Linked DNA regions of Homo sapiens: region 1 is linked to region 2. The links are chromatin loops, found by intact Hi-C in ENCODE. Cell type or tissue: CD14-positive monocyte. All regions are shown on one strand.

Evidence for each region. Hi-C counts contacts between places; a loop is a spot of excess contacts. Peaks named below come from ENCODE experiments on the same cell type or tissue, not always from the same donor. Only the 100,000 strongest peaks of a DNase experiment are listed, where the experiment ranks them.
Region 1: it touches region 2 in a loop (4-fold over the local background); 4 of 110 quality-filtered maps call a loop at or near these places.

The regions. Positions count from the first base shown.
Region 1 is chr10:90,838,414-90,846,413 of GRCh38, forward strand. All of the region lies in intron 1 of HTR7 (5-hydroxytryptamine receptor 7), which reads right to left. Among named protein-coding and RNA genes, the nearest start is that of HTR7, 16 kb to the right of the region's middle. In CD14-positive monocyte, no CTCF peak of the experiment used is centred here; no DNase peak of the experiment used is centred here.
Region 2 is chr10:90,784,717-90,792,716 of GRCh38, forward strand. All of the region lies in intron 1 of HTR7 (5-hydroxytryptamine receptor 7), which reads right to left. Among named protein-coding and RNA genes, the nearest start is that of HTR7, 69 kb to the right of the region's middle. In CD14-positive monocyte, CTCF peaks have their summits at 3,383 (motif pointing left) and 3,584; a DNase peak (open chromatin) is centred at 4,385.

The sequences.
Region 1 (8,000 bases), 54 kb after region 2:
CAGTCCAAGCTACGATTACCTCTTGCCTTGACTAACGTAGAAGCCTTCCCATTGGTCTCCAAGTTTTCATTCTCACCCTCCTCCATTTCATTCTCCACAAAGTAACCACAATGAACCATTAAAATTAAAAGCCAGACCATTTCACCCTATGTTTCAAAGTCTCCAGTGGTTCTGCCGCACTTAGAATAAAGTCCAAACTCTTTACCTGGTCTGAATCCCAATATAATTTGCAACACTTCTCTAATCTCATCTCCTTCCAGGTTTTCCTTTTGTCTCTCTCCTCCAATCACACTGGCCCAGGGCCTTTCTGCCAGCTGCTGCCTTTGCCTAGAAAGTTCTTTTTCCTGATCTTCACACAGCTGGCTCCTTCATGTCATTTACATCTCAGTTACATGTCACCTCCTCAGAAAGGCCCTCCATGATCACCCACTCTTACACATTGCCCTATTTTAATTGTGCGTGATACTTATTACTAACAAATTAATGTGTGTGTGTGTGTTTTAACTTATCTGTTTCTTATCTACCTGTTTATTCTTACTAGAATATAAGATCCTAGAGAGCAAAGGTGTTATTTGCCTTGCTTATGATAAGGAAGACTAACCAACATAGATTAGGTAGTCAATAAATATTAAAAAAGCAAAAAGATAAATCCTGTATAACTCACATAATAAGAAAAGGCAATTTTATTATGCTAAGGAGTTGCTAATAAAGGGCTATCACCTTTGTGGCCCAGAAAAGAAGCTCAATTAGTAGGGGCCTGTGGAACTCAGAAAACTATCAAATGAAAAATTGTAAGACAATCCTTTCATCAGTATGAAAGAATTTTCAAAGACTTCTACTGAAAATAGCAGAGACTTTTCAATCCAAACATACAGAATATACATTTCCCGGAATATAATTCTGAAATATTCAGGCAACTGGACCAGATTGATTATGGATGGATTGGAGCATGCCTTTTAAGTCTCCCCATGTTTGACCATAAATATTGATAGCCCCTTTTTGGTAGATGGTTCTGCCTCATGTTCCAGATGAAAAAAAAACCATTTAAAAGGAAGAAAGCTATGTAGCTGCCTCTCTTTTAGAGAATGGAATATGTTATAAGCATGCCCAGAAAAACAGAATACTCAGGGATTTGAATCAGAACAGAGGCCATGATGAAAGTGATAATACAAACTGGATAAATGGGTGAAATAAAGCTCCCCAAACAGATGCACTAGAGATAGTCCCCAATCCCAGATTTACTTTAACACGCAACATCAGAAGAGTGAGCACTTAGGTTTGATCTAGGAGCCATCATTTTGCAGGGGTCCTTAAGAAGTCTTCAGGCACAAAAAGGCTGTTGGAAAACAGACCAGAGAATACCAGGGTTTTTATTGACAGAAGTGCTAATAAAACAACACAATTGTTTGCAACCAGAAGCTAAATGACTCATATCTCTTTCAAGAAAGGTCCTATCACACAGGAATTGACTGTAAAGCAGTATCTATAACCTAACTTTCAAAAGCTCTAAATTTTCTGACATGAATGAAATAGTCTTAATTTACCCTCAACTAGATAACATGTTAAGGATGGGAATGTGTCTTTATCCACTTTTGTATCCTCATAGTTCTTAAATATCTAGTAGGCAAGCAGTAACAGTTTGCTTATTAAATAAATCTCACCACCACCATCTTCTCTAACTTGGTTTGCATGCAATCATCTTTTCCTCTCTCCTCTCCATCTCTCCATCTGTCTGTCTCTCCATCTGTTTCTCTCTCTCTCTCTCACACACACACACACACACACACACACACACACACACATCTGGCCTCTCTGTTAGAGCTCACTGCTTAGATTCTATCTTAAATCTGTGAAGGACTAGATCTGATAGTCCATAATACCTTAATTGTCATCGTAACCCAAAATCTAACTGATGGCAGGGAGTGACAGCAGCTTTCTCATCTGTAAAATGGGGATAATAAAAGTGCCTGGAATGACACTGGAAAGGAGTAAAGCCAAGTGATCAGATAGGCTGCTTCATTCTCCTACCCCAAACATGCAGAAAACTTAGCTGCAGTATGCAATGCAAGTGTCCTCAACACCCAACACTTACAGCAGCCACCGCAACCAAGAGAAGGGAATCCTGTGTGACACAGGCATGGAGTTTGTCTTGTTCTTTCAACTCCTTCAACTTTTAAGAACTGTTCAAATTTTTCTTAGAGACCTGACTCCTCTATTCACAACAATATGTTCCTTACTAGAGAAGCATAATATTAACACAACAACACTACTAATAAGTGTAACAGCTCACATTTATCAGCACAATTGGTGTTAGCCAGGCATGCAACAAAAGACTTCACCTACACCAACCCAATTAACTATCACAAACCTATGAGGAAGGCATTAGTATTACCTATGTCATAGATGACTATCCTGAAACTCAAAGAAGTTAAATAATGTCTACATGGCCACAGAACTACAAATGTCAAATTTGGGACCTGAACTCAGGTCTGTTGACTCCAAGGCCTGGGCAGTATTCATCTTTAACTTGTTCATCCTTATCCCCAGCATTAAGTACAGTCCCTGACACTGGTCAAAGCTTTAAGCCTCAAATCTAGGCACCAACAATTGCTTAGAAGCAAGCAGTCTAAGAGCACAGACCATGAAACAGAAAAAGAGCCATGGCTTCAAGTCCCAGACTGGTCACTTATTAGTTCTGCAACCTTAGGCATATTTGTCAACCTCTCGGAGCCTCAGCTTTCTCATCTGTAAAACAGCGATAATAAAAGTGCCTTCAATAGGACACTTAGTATCTTGAGTAATGCACAGTTAAGACTACTTACAGGTCCACAATTTCTTAACCATAAATCTAAAGCCTGAAAAGCTCTGAAATCAGACCTTGTTCTTAAAACTGGTTGTATTAATTTCTATTGGTACTATAACAAGTTCCCACAAACTCAGTGGCTTAAAACAACAAAAATTTTTTATCCCGCAGTTCTGTAGGTCAGAAGTCAAATGTGGGTCCCTGGACTAAAATCAAGGTGTCTACAGGCTGTGTTCCTTTCTGGAGACTCTAGAGAGGATTCATTTCATCACCTTTTCCGTCTTTTAGAGGCTTCTCCCATTCTTTGGCTCATGGCCCCCTTCCATTCTGAAATACCTCTGATCCTAAGGGTTTTAGATGAGACTATAAATTTATATTCTAATAATTATTATTAACATCATCTTCTTCTCTGAAAGGCAAGAGAAAATGGTCCATGGTCGACATGGTTCATAAATCATGTTCACAAAGCCAGTGCCCCCTTGAGCCTTGGAAGACCCTGCTGGCCGGGCGTGATGGCTCACACCTGTAATCTCAGCAATTTGGGAGGCCAAAGTTGGCTGATCACTTGAAGCTAGGAGCTCAAGACCAGCCTGGCCATCATGGTGAAAACTCATCTCTACTAAAAATACAAAAATTAGCCAGGCGTGATGGTGCACGACTGTAATCGCAGCTACTTGGAAGGCTGAGGCAGAAGAATCATTTGAACCCAGGAGACAGAGGTTGCAGTGAGCCGAGATCATGCCACTTCACTTCAGCCTGGGCATAGAGCAAGACTCTGTCTCAAAGAAAAACAAAAACAAAAACAACAACAACAACAACAAAAAAGATCCTGTTATGGTTTGAATGTATATGTCCCTCAAAAATTCATATATTGGAACTTGAACCTCAATGTGATAGTATTAAGAGGCAGACTTTTGGGAGGTGATTAAGTCATGAGGTTAGAGCCCTCATGGATGGGATTAGCAACCTCATAAAAGGGCTGGAGTAAATTTGCTAGGCCCTTTTGCCCTCTGTTCTTTTTGCCACATGACGATGCAGCAACAAGGCACCATCTTGCAAGCAGTCTTTACCAGACATGGAACTTGACTGTGCCTTGATCTTGGACTTCCCAGCCTCTAGAACTGTGAGAAACAAATTTCTGTTGTTTATAAATTACCCAGTCTTGGGTATTTTGTTATAGCAGCATGAAGGGGTAAGACAGATCTGGAGTCAGACATTCCTCATGGCCAAACCTGATACCACTCCTTTCTTGCTGTGTACTCCTAACCTCTATCAGCCTCCCTGTCCTCATCACCCAGGAGTAGGGGTGGGGGTGTGAGTGTGCCCACAGAGTGGTCATGGGGATTAAATGAGATGAATCATGCATAGCCCTTGGCACCCAACAATGGGATTGCTACTGTCAGTTCCTATGCTCCTCTACTTGGGTATTGCCTTCATGGCTGACACCCATGGCTTTCTTTCTGGGATGTGTGGCCTTCATCAAAAATGTGTTTATTTAGTGAAAAAAAAAAAAGGACCCTGAGATTTTCATTTAATTTTGCCTATGTTCTCACACTGCTCCATAGCACAGCACTGATGATACTAAAAAGCTAACTCCTGGATCTAAGCTGCTAAGACCTTCACATCACTGGCAGCTTTGCTAATGTCGGTGTTCTGCAGAACAGGAAGTAACTCACCAGCCTACTATGTTCTCATGAGGCCATCCCTTGGGACTGTCCCACTGCCTCTACACTGCTTCTGTTTTCACCAGACATCTCCTGATCCTAACTTGGTTTCTCAAGTAAACTTCTCCACTGCCACCAAGAGGAATGTCTTATAGGAAGCTGCAGAATAAGAAGTCAAGGCCACATGTGTGGATTTGAGAATCAGAGGCACCATTCCCTTTTTTCTTCCCTTTCTTCCCTCCTTCCCTCCTTTTTTTTCCTTCCTTCCTACTTCCTTCCCTCCTTTTTTTTTCTTTTGTTCCTTCTTCCTTCCCTCCCTCCCTTCCTTCCGCAGTCAATCCACAAAGATTAACTGAACACCTACCAAGTACAAAGTACTATGCCAACAGGCTGGCAATACAGTCTTCAAGATAAGCCTGGGTCATGCTATGCAGAGTGTACAGATGATCCCATAAATCATGACTTTATTACAGTTAATTTTACAAACCATTAATTACAAATTGAGGTGAGAATTAGGAAGAAAAAGTGCAAGGTGTTAAAAGACTGTTTAAGATAGTCAGGGGATTCTAGAAATGTGTCATGACCTAGTAATATCTAATCAAGGACCTGCCTGAAGAGTGATAAAAATTACCCAGCTAAAGAGCTAGAAGAATATTCCAGGGGAGACATGAATAGATGTGTGAAGACCCAGTGTCAAGGAACTGAAAGAAGACCAGAATTGCCAAAATACGGGGAGGAGAGGCAGTATGGTACATGACTGGTTAGTTGGTGGTAGGTAGGAAGAAAGGAAGGAAAGGTGGGAGAAAAGAAAGGGGGAAAGAAGGAAAGGTGGAAGAAAAGAAAGGGGGAAAGAAGGAAAGGAGGGAAAGAATTAAATGGGACCAAATCAAATCTGGAGCAGAAGCTGGCAAGCTCCAGTAAGACCAAATCTGGTCCCAGTCTGTTTTTGTATGGCCCCCAGCTAAGAATGGTCTTTGTATTTTTAAGTAGTTGAAAAAAATCAAAGAGAAGAATGCTATTTTATGACATGTTAAAATTATATCAAATTCAGTTTTCTGTATCCATAAATAAAGCTTTATTGGAACACAGCCACACCCACACATTTGCATATTATCTATGGCTGCTTTCATGCTACAGTGGCAGAGTTGAGGAGTTGCAACAGAGACCTTACAGTCCACAAGCTTAAAATATTTACTGTCTATACCTTTACAGAAAAAAAGTGTTTGCCAACCCCTGATTTAGTGAGATTGGCAGAGGCCAGATCATATAATATTTTAGGTCACATTAAAGATTTACTATCTTATCCCAAGACCAGGAGAACCCAATAAATAGTTTGAACTGGAGAACAGCATGACCCAGTAGTGCCCAAACCTATCTGCACATTAGACTAGGGAGCTTCAAAAAATATGGATGCATGAGTCCCACTTCCAGATATTATGAATTAATTAGTCTTGGTATGGCCAGTGCTTTGGAATTTTGAGGGGATTCCTAGGTGACTCTGGTATGCAGATGAGTTTGGGAACCATGGATATAATCACATTTTTATGTTTTAAAGATCAGTCTGGCCGGGCGCAGTGGCTTATGCCTGTAATCCCAGCACTTTGGGAGGCAGAGGCAGGCGGATCATGAGGTCAGGAGATCGAGACCATCCTGGCTAACACAGTGAAACCCCGCCTCTACTAAAAATACAAAAAAAATTAGCCGGGCGTGGTGGTGGGAGCCTGTAGTCCCAGCTACTCGGGAGGCTGAGGCAGGAGAATGGCATGAACCCGGGAGGCGTAGCTTGCAGTGAGCCGAGATTGTGCCACTGCACTCCAGCCTGGGCAACAGAATGAGACTCCGTCTCAAAAAAAAAAAAAAAAAAAAAAAAAAAAAAAAAAAAAAGATCAGTCTGGCTCAGGGGTTCTCACTCTGGCTGCACATTGGGATCATCTGGAGGATATTTTCAAATATACTGATGTGACGCCCAGGCCCATCTGGCATCAATTAAATAAGAATCTCTAGGGGGTCTCCCCAAGCACTGGTATAAAGTTGCCCAGGTGATTCTAACATGCAGCCAGGGTTGTGCACCCCGCATTAACAGGGGCCAAGGATGAAGACCCAGAGACCCCCAAGAGGCTACTGTGAGTGCCCAACTGAAAGATGATAGGGGCTGAAGTTGAGTTGCTGGGGGTAGGGGGCTGTGTAGGCACAATCAGGAGGACTTGGTGATCAGTAAGTGACAGTGGAAAGCTGAAGTGGAAAGTTTCAAAAACGATACTCAAATGTCTAGCAAATCAACTGGGTGCAAACTGATGGCACTTTTTGGGATGGGAACCTTGGACGAGGAACAAGGTGCGGAAGTAAGAGCACTATTTCTGTTCTGATGTAGTGTTGAAAAGGAGGGTGTCTTCGGAGAGTTGGCCAGAATAAAGCTGTAAGGGACTGCAATCAAATGATAAAGAGCCTTGAATGCTATCCTAACAATATCCTCCTCATATAGCAGGCAATGGCTACAATGACGTAGTGAAATACGTATGACCTTTGGATTCAGACACTGTTCCAGTCACATACAATGTATGTGAGCTTCCTCAGCTTCCTCACCTATAGCATGGCATTAAAAGTGTTCATATATGTCTTGTTCATCTTTGACCAGCAGAGTCACTCAACGACAGACACTCGAAAAACACCCTCACAAGGATATTGTAAAGATTCTATGAGATACCATGTGTCAAGTGTCTAGAAACCTAAGTAGCACAAAACGCATTCATAAAATGGTAGTGTTATCCCTGAAGGGTTTCCAAAGAAGCATGACCCAGTGACACTCTCACAATGAAGTTTTAGAAAGTGTAGGTGGTGCCCCAGTGGTCACCGCCCTGCATCTGGAGACTTCCTGGCACTGCACATGATGGCTGGCCTCCAAGAAGACCACCGCCTGCATGGGATGGCCACCCTTGGTGCCCAGAAGCCATGAGCTTTCCCCCTGGACCCTTCACTCCGTGATCTTCTGCCCAAGAATTTTGTTTCCATGGTACCTCACCCTCTGTTCCAATGCCACCCAAGATTCTGTGGCTGACCAGCACTTCAGACACATTGTTCTCTTTTGCCTGTTCTCAAAATAGAATCATATGCCAAGGTGGAAAAAAAAAGTGTATATAAACATCTGTGGGAAGGATGGGTGACAGGGAGAAGAAATGTGTACAAGTTGAGTATCCCTGATCCAAAATGCTTAGAATCTTTTTTATATTTTGAAATATGTGCATATACATAATAAAATATCTTGAGGATGGGACCTAAGTCTAAACACAAAATTCATTTATGTTCTATATTTACCTTGTACCCAAAAATCAAAATATTTATCAGTGAAATGATATGAAGTAATCTTATACAATATTCTAAATAATTTTGTGTGCCCATCACATGAGGTCAGGTGTGAAATTTTCTACCTGTGGCATCATGTCAGTACTCAAAGATTCTAATCTTGGAGCATTTTGGGTTTCAGACTTTCAGATCAGGGATGCCCAATTTGTACTAGGTTTAGCAGTTGAGATTAA
Region 2 (8,000 bases):
ATCCTATGTGGAGCCAACACACTCTCTAAGACAGGCAGTCGGGAGAAAGCCTAATGATTCTCACCTTGATCCAGAACAATGTGTAATAGCTGACCACATGACTTGGCATCATTAGTTCCAGAACATACAGTTCTATATTACTTCCCAGTTTCTTAACTCCTATTCACGTTGTCAACCACTCTGGAAAAGGCTCAAGCTTCCACCATTGCACAGGCTGCTCCTCTGCTGAGAACATTCCATAGACTTCTTCAGGCTAAGACTTACTCATTTTTTAGATATCAGCTAGGATGCCGTGTCCTCCAGAAAGACTCTCTGATCTCACTGAGCTCCCTGCTCTGAGTTCTCAGGGAATCACCTCATCATCCGCTGCAGGAGGCTATAAGTGACCTGCTGATTTGTCTGGATTCCCAGTAATATAAGACGCATTAGCACAAGAACTGTGTTTTTCATTGTTCAGGTCAGCAATAAACCCAAACCCTGGTACAATGGTTGATATGACATAAGCATTAAATAAATATTGGTTGGATGAATAAATGAATGAATGAAACATGCAGAAAACCGTAGCAAAAACTGTACCTGTCCCATAAACATCAGAGGCAGCTAGAAACATCAAAAGTGTTTGATCACTCAGAAAGGCCTAAATATCTAATTGACAATCTAATTAAAGAAGTGGCAGAGACATGTATTTTGAACTCTGTCTTCTCGGTGAAAGCGAAGTAGAGTCTAGGGGATTTTCAAACCCTATATGTAAATTCCTTTGATACCTTCGTAATGTCTGTCTATCTGCCTCCTCACCTCCACTGCCCCCAGACACACACACTTCTCCATATAACACATGACTCAGTACCTGGTGCACAGGCACTAAATACATATGAATAACCAACTGCACTTCTGCATTCCCCCACCAATCTTAACACTGCCTGTGGCAATAGCCATTTCAGCCAAGAACCAGTACTGAGCGTCCAGAACTCCAACCTTGATTTTGTGATGTATTTTAAGAAATACTATGGTTCATTCTTATACTTTACTTTAGTCCTCAAAACTATGCTGATTTTTTTCCCCAACAATTCTTACTCCTTCTCAGAACGCACCACAACACCTGATGACAAGAATTGGGCCAAGAATACAGCAATCCACAAAGTCTTGTGGCCTTGACGCCCCTTCTTGGGAGAGCTGGAAAGCAGCCATGGTACTGCCAGCTGAGCAACCCGACCTGGGAATGTATCTGCCCCTGAAGTGTGATTTCTCACCTGTGTTCATGTGACCACTGGGATGTGGCCTTTCTACAAGGTGCTTTCATACCACCTGGCTTCCTTCTTAAATACTGCTCATTCCAAGCATTTCTTGGGATGGAACTTCCTCAGCACATATGTCGGGTTTATCTCTAACCTGGGCCAACCTGTGTTTTCATTAAAAACACATAATTTAGAAGAGCAGGCAGATTAACACCTGATCTTTACTCAATATTATAAACCTCACACATCCCAACACAGAGGATAACCATCGGGGTGCCCTAACACTCAGTAAATGCCAAGTGGCCCACGGCAGGCCTTGGCTAAGGATGGTTCATCCACTTCATTATCAGGAAAATGCTGTGGTTCTCCCCTGCTGCTAGGTATGTGTTCATGGTTCTCTATGCAGGCCACTGATTTTTTTTCCCACATATGTATTTTGGGGAATTTGAAGCTAACGAGGAAGCCAGATGTGGTGCCTGAGCTAACACTTCCACGTGTATTTGTTCCTAATATCTAAGAACCAACATAAGAATAGGCTATGAAATGCTTAAATAGATGGAAAAGTCATGAGACCAGGGAAGAGTAAGAAAACCTGACAGAGTTTAACTTCTCTTATTCTTGGTTATTACCTGAATTTTTATTTTTAAACTACAAAGCTTAAAATTCATGAATAATACAGGAAATCTGTAAAATGCCATTTTTCAGGAATAAGCAGGACATTAAAATGCAAATTGCAGTTCTACACACAGCGGTACTCAACGTGACAAATTAAGCTCTTCCTATTCCTTGTCTTGACATTTGCCTTCAAGATGTTTGTTCAATGTAGAGAGAAAGCAAGAGGGCAAGAGGGAGAATCAGACAGGATGAGTGGTGATACCTCCAGGAGACCAGCCCCATGTAAGAGGTGCCCAAGGCATGAAAGGTCTTCATGGACGCCTTCCTCTCTGGCACAATACGTGGGAAAAAATCATCGTCTGCGTTACTGCATTTTCTCAGGAAGATCTTCTTAGGAAAATGGCATACTTTAATAATAAGATACCTCTTTAGAATGAGTAGGACAGAAATCTAGAAGAAAGTGAGTAAACTAGAAAGCTTCTGAGCTCCTGTTAGACCCTTACTTCCACACATCACTCACTCAGGTAGATTCACAAAGCCATCCTCTAACCGTGCCTTATTCATTCAACATATTTACTAAAGAGGAGGGCCTACTATGTGCCAGACACACTGGGGATACATCAGTAAATAATAAGACAAACCGCTGGGCACAGTGGGTCACGCCTGTAATCCCAGCACTTTGGGAGGCCAAGGTGGGTGGATCACAAGGTCAGGAGTTCAAGACCATCCTGGGCAATATGGTGAAACCCCGTCTCTATTAAAAATACAAAAATTAGCTGTGTGTGGTGGCACGCACCTGTACTCCCAGCTACTCGGGAGACAGAGACAGGAGAATCACTTGAACCCAGGAGGCAGAGGTTGCAGTGAGGGAGATGGGATCACGCCACTGCACTCCAGCCTGGGTTATGGAGCAAGACTCCATCTCAAAAAAAATAAAAATAAAAAAAATAATAAGACAAAGCTCACTACCTTCACTGGACTTACGTGCTGGTAGCTGTGGGTGGGGATTTACGTCAGCTATAGTGCTAAGTGCTTTACATATTTAACTCATGTAATCCTCACACCAGCCATATGAAGGAGGTAATATTATCATTCATATTTTAGAGATGAGAAATTGTAAATGAATGAGGAATTGTAAATGAAATGTGAATATTACTATTCACATTTTACAGATGACAAAGCTGAGGCACAAAGAAGTGAAGTAATTTAGCTAGTAAACTAGCAAATGAACAAGCTGGGATGTGAAACCAGGGACTCTGTCTCCAGAATGCGCATGTTAAACCACTTTATTAGACTGCCTCTCTTATGACCTCTTCCGCTTGCTCCCTTGCTATTTCTGTATAACAATAAGAGTATATTCTCCCAAAGTCAGGATCTGAGGCCTAGTTGTCTTCGTAACCCACTACTCACAACCCCTGTAGGGTCCGGTTCGTAAGTGTTAAATAGATATTAAATAAATGATTTGCCTTTGATTATTAAATTACCCTTACCCTGAGCCGGAGCTGCAACAGTGGGTGTTAGCACCATCTAGTGGAGAAAGGCCTGGCAAGGAAGACTGCCATTATGGAATGGTTGACAGCCAGCAAGGGATTATAGCAATTACCTGGGTAACTCAGGTAAACATCTTCATGTAGGTGCTTTGCCATCATTCTGCAGACCTCTGACAGCTGATCTGATAACCCCCCAGATTTACCAAAAACGAAACACCTAGTACATAAACAGTATTCCAAGCCCAAAATAGATCCAGCTTTGGTATTTTTAAGGAATTACCAAAGAACACTTTAAACGGAGCTCTTCTGGAAAATCCATGATTATGGTCACAATACAATAGGGATGATCTCAACTTCTTACAGGAAAGGCCTACATATATACATCTACAAATAACTGCACTAAACTTGTTAAAGCAAATAAGATCAATCATTCGGAGACCAAGAATTAGAATGGATCCAGATATAAAGCTTAAAAGAAAATGGTTATTCCTAATCCCTACAGCTACTGGAACTCAACTCTCTTTGCACATTCTTTTACTAAATATTAGCTAATTGTGATATCAATGTATCAGTATGACATAAGATTAAACAATGGCTCTACCTATACTTTGTTTAGAGTAAAACAAAACAAAAATTTTGAATGTACTTCATATAAGACCTCTTAGAAAAACAAGAAAAATAAAGGAGCATTTTATTTCAGTTAGTCATGTTTAGTTACTTTTCCCCTTTGACAAAAAGCAAAGAAAAACAGAAGAGAGGAGGTTGATGAAAAAATTCAGGGAAATAGAGTAACAGGCCAAAGTGGAGAAGACAGAAAGTGTCTGCACTTCTAGTCCCCACTTCATAGCCTAGCAAACTCCTATTTATCCCTTAAGACCTTGCTCAAGTGTCACCTCTACTGTAAGGTCCTTCCTATCTGCACCCCACCCCAGCTACTTACTCCCATTATCGCGATCCCCTAGCACTTGATCCATAACACTATGATGCAATATAATGTTATATTGTCATCGTGCACCAACTTATCCTTCTTCAACAGAGATGATGGGGACTTTCTTAAGTTTCTCAGTATATCTACTGGCTAACTGACTACTGAAACCAGAAGTAAATAATGATCCTTTGAAACAAATACCATTTCCTTCCTCCTTCTATGCTCTGCATTGTTATACCACAAAAAGCTCCTGAAAGTAGCATAAATTCTCAAGCAATTCTCAAGGCCTCTGCTTTGACTCTTTTGTGATTTTTTTTGCCTACATGGTCTTCACAACTAGTCTTCTCAAGACACAAAATCAACAATCATTGAAGTGTAAAGAAGAAAAAATAACAAGGTCTCTGGTTTTAAATGCTATTTTTTTCTCTTCTGCCCACAATAAAACTGTGTCAGGAGGGATATGCCACACACACATCAGTGCATCTGCCTGAACTGAAAAGAAGGTGGAAAGGTTCACTGGGAAAATCAAATGTTCTTTATAAATCCAAGTGCCGAGACATGATCTGTTTCTTTAAATGCTGTTAGCAAATGTACTGCTGAAGGTTAACAGACAATTAAGAATCATCATAGTTCTATGAAAATGATAAACAAAACAGAAAGATCAGCCTTTCGTGATTGCATAAAATCAGCCACAATCAAACAAAAAAAAATCACTAGGGAAAGCACTGCACTTGCTGAATGCATTATGATGGTATACTGTCTGTGGTGGCTAAACATTTGGATTTGGGGAGGTCCAGAGCGCCAGATTTCAAATCCATGTTCTGCAGTGGATAAGCTGGGTGACCTTGAACATATTATGTAATCTCTTTATGCCTCAGTTTTCTTATCTGTAAAATGGAAATAATAATAGTACCATCCTGGGTTTGTTATGAGCAGAGTGCCTAGCATGCAAAAAGCGTTCCATAAAGATTCATTCATTTCATTATTTCATTTCATTTTTTCAAGAAAATATCTACTTAGTGCACACCCTACACATTGTACTGGAAACTTTCATATACATCATCGCAGTTCAAATCTAGAAAAATGAAAGAGTTAGACACAATGTACCTTCCCAGTGCTAACATCCTTTTATCCTAGTCATGTGGAATGAAAATGTGTTTCCAGGGTTCAGCAAACATTTGATTCAAGTTTCATTGCTAAACATATTAATCATTTTTAAAACTGGAATAAAAAGTATTACCCACACTTGAGTTCTTTATCAAATTTTAATACAAGGGAGACCCCAAATGACTTAATTTGTGCTGCCTGGTTAACTTTGCTTTTTTCTGGAGCCCTCAAAATAAAACTTTGCAGTGGATATATTTGAACTCCTTAAAAATGTGACACCGATTAACAAGACTGCAGGTCTTTTTCTGTTTTGATTTGTTCTTTTAATTCAGACCTGTATATGTCTATTCACATAAAATCATACAAGTGAATACAATCCTCTGGCATTTGTGTGTTCCACTCAATTAAGTGACAGGATACATTCATATGGTATTTTCTGCCAAACGGTGACAAATTAAACTAGCTGATGAATCCGTTAATTGACTCTCTAAACTGAACATTTAACAATTAATAACTGCATGCACTTGTTACTTGCTGTGATTTTAATTTGAAACAAGCATTTCCTAGCCTTTTGAGCTACTGTTTCAGTTAAATTGAAGAAGAAGCTATTTAAAAATACTGTATCAGTTACACTAAAGAGCAAGCTATTTTAAAAAATACTGCCATTTGTAACTACTCATCCATGTAAATCTAGATTTTCTCAATATTATGCAGAGAGAGAGAGAGAAAGGGAGATTGAGGGAGAGGAAAAGACAGAAAAAGAGAGTAAGAGAGAGAGAAAATTACATTGGATGCTTAGACTGATGTGACTACAACTGTCTTCCATAAACAACAATTTCACAGGAAGTTTGTTAAATCAGCCTCATTGCTCTTTTGAATGGCAGTAAGAATCAAATCTCACAAATTTGAACTAATAAATTCATACAAATAAAACACTCCCCTTCATCTCTTCCATATATTTTTATCAATCCTACATATATATTTCATTTTGAAAAGGGGCAGGGTTCAGAAAACTTTGTCCTAAGCCCTTCTCTATTGTGAGAAATTACCATGGGCCAGTAACTGTTATAATTTCTAGGTGGGACACAAACTCAAAAAAATTATCAAATACCTGAACACAAGAAGGTTTACATTTAGAGAATACAGATATATATATATATTTAGAATGAGACAAATGTGGAAAGTGCCATCAAAGTGTATGTGTGTATGTACACATAAATAATGTATATTATACACAATACCTAAAGCAGTGAGGGGGAGTTAGATTGGGGGTGAGTAATTTCAACTGGGAAGTTAAAGAAAGGTTATATGGATAACCTAATACTGAAGTTGCACATTGAACACTGAACAGAATTCAACAAGAGGACTAAGTGTAAAAGACCACAGAAAGATTCAGAGGTAGGAGATTGAAAATGTTCAAAAAAGATGAGTGCCCCAGGTGTATGTAAGCATTTTAGTTTGTGTGCATTGAAGGGGGAAGAGGAGCGGGCAATGGCAAGGCTAGCCTAAATTAAAATGTCATAGCCCCCAAAATTGCACTTAGAATAAACACATATACTATGTCAAATGAGCCCAGAGAAGAATTTTTAAGGTTAATTGTGTTTATGATCCCTCCAAGTGTTTTATTTCACTTGGATACGATTACAATTTCTAGTAAGTTGAAGCTGAATAATTTTCCATTTTATCACTATCATCTTTCTTAACAATTTCTCACAAACATGAAAATTATTCCATTATTTGACAGGGGTTTTGGCTCCTCAAGTATGAAATATCTAGGCACAGCTGTTTCTTACAGTTCTTTGGGATTTACCTGGGAAATCTCCAAATCTGTTTTCAGTATACTACAAAAAGACATCAGGAAATTAAAGAGCAGTAAAAAGAGCAGAAAATCTTGTGGCTCAAACTCCTCGTTTTCAGAAGCATTTACCACGCAGAAAGATTAGGTGACTCTGTTGCAAGGATGAAATAAAACAGAGTATGAAGCCACTTTATCAAAAACATGAAAAATTTTAAAAACTGTTCACACAAGTTCATTATACAATCTCTGAATGACAAAAACATAATTATGAATCCATGAATCAAATTTTCAAATTTCTTGCCTTCCAGTCCAACATCACCCATGTATAAGGCAAAGTAGTGCGAGTTAAAAATAAGATAACAACAAGTTTATAGTTCTAAAGCCTTCAGCGTCTAATTGGGTAAATGAAGAATACAGCCTGTAATAGGACTCTTTTGGGTTTGTTTGTGGGTTTTCATTGTTTTGTTGGGGTTTTTTTGTTTTGTTTTTGGTTTGGTTTTTTTTGGCTGCAGCTATACCAGCAGGAATTAATCATAATTCTTGATTTATAGCATATTATAAACATATCTTTTTCATAGGATTTTTCAATGGTTACACTTTTAAATATATATATTTCAACTGTACATTATATATATACACAAGAGAGCTTTTTTATAAGTTGTAAAGAGATTATGGATGGTCCCTAACTAACTACGGCTTGACTTACCATTTTTCAACTTTACCATTCGGTATGCTCCTCAACTTACAATGGGGTTACATGTGGATAAAACTATCATAAGTTGAAAATATCATTACATTGAAAATATACTTTCAGCTTTCCATTTTTA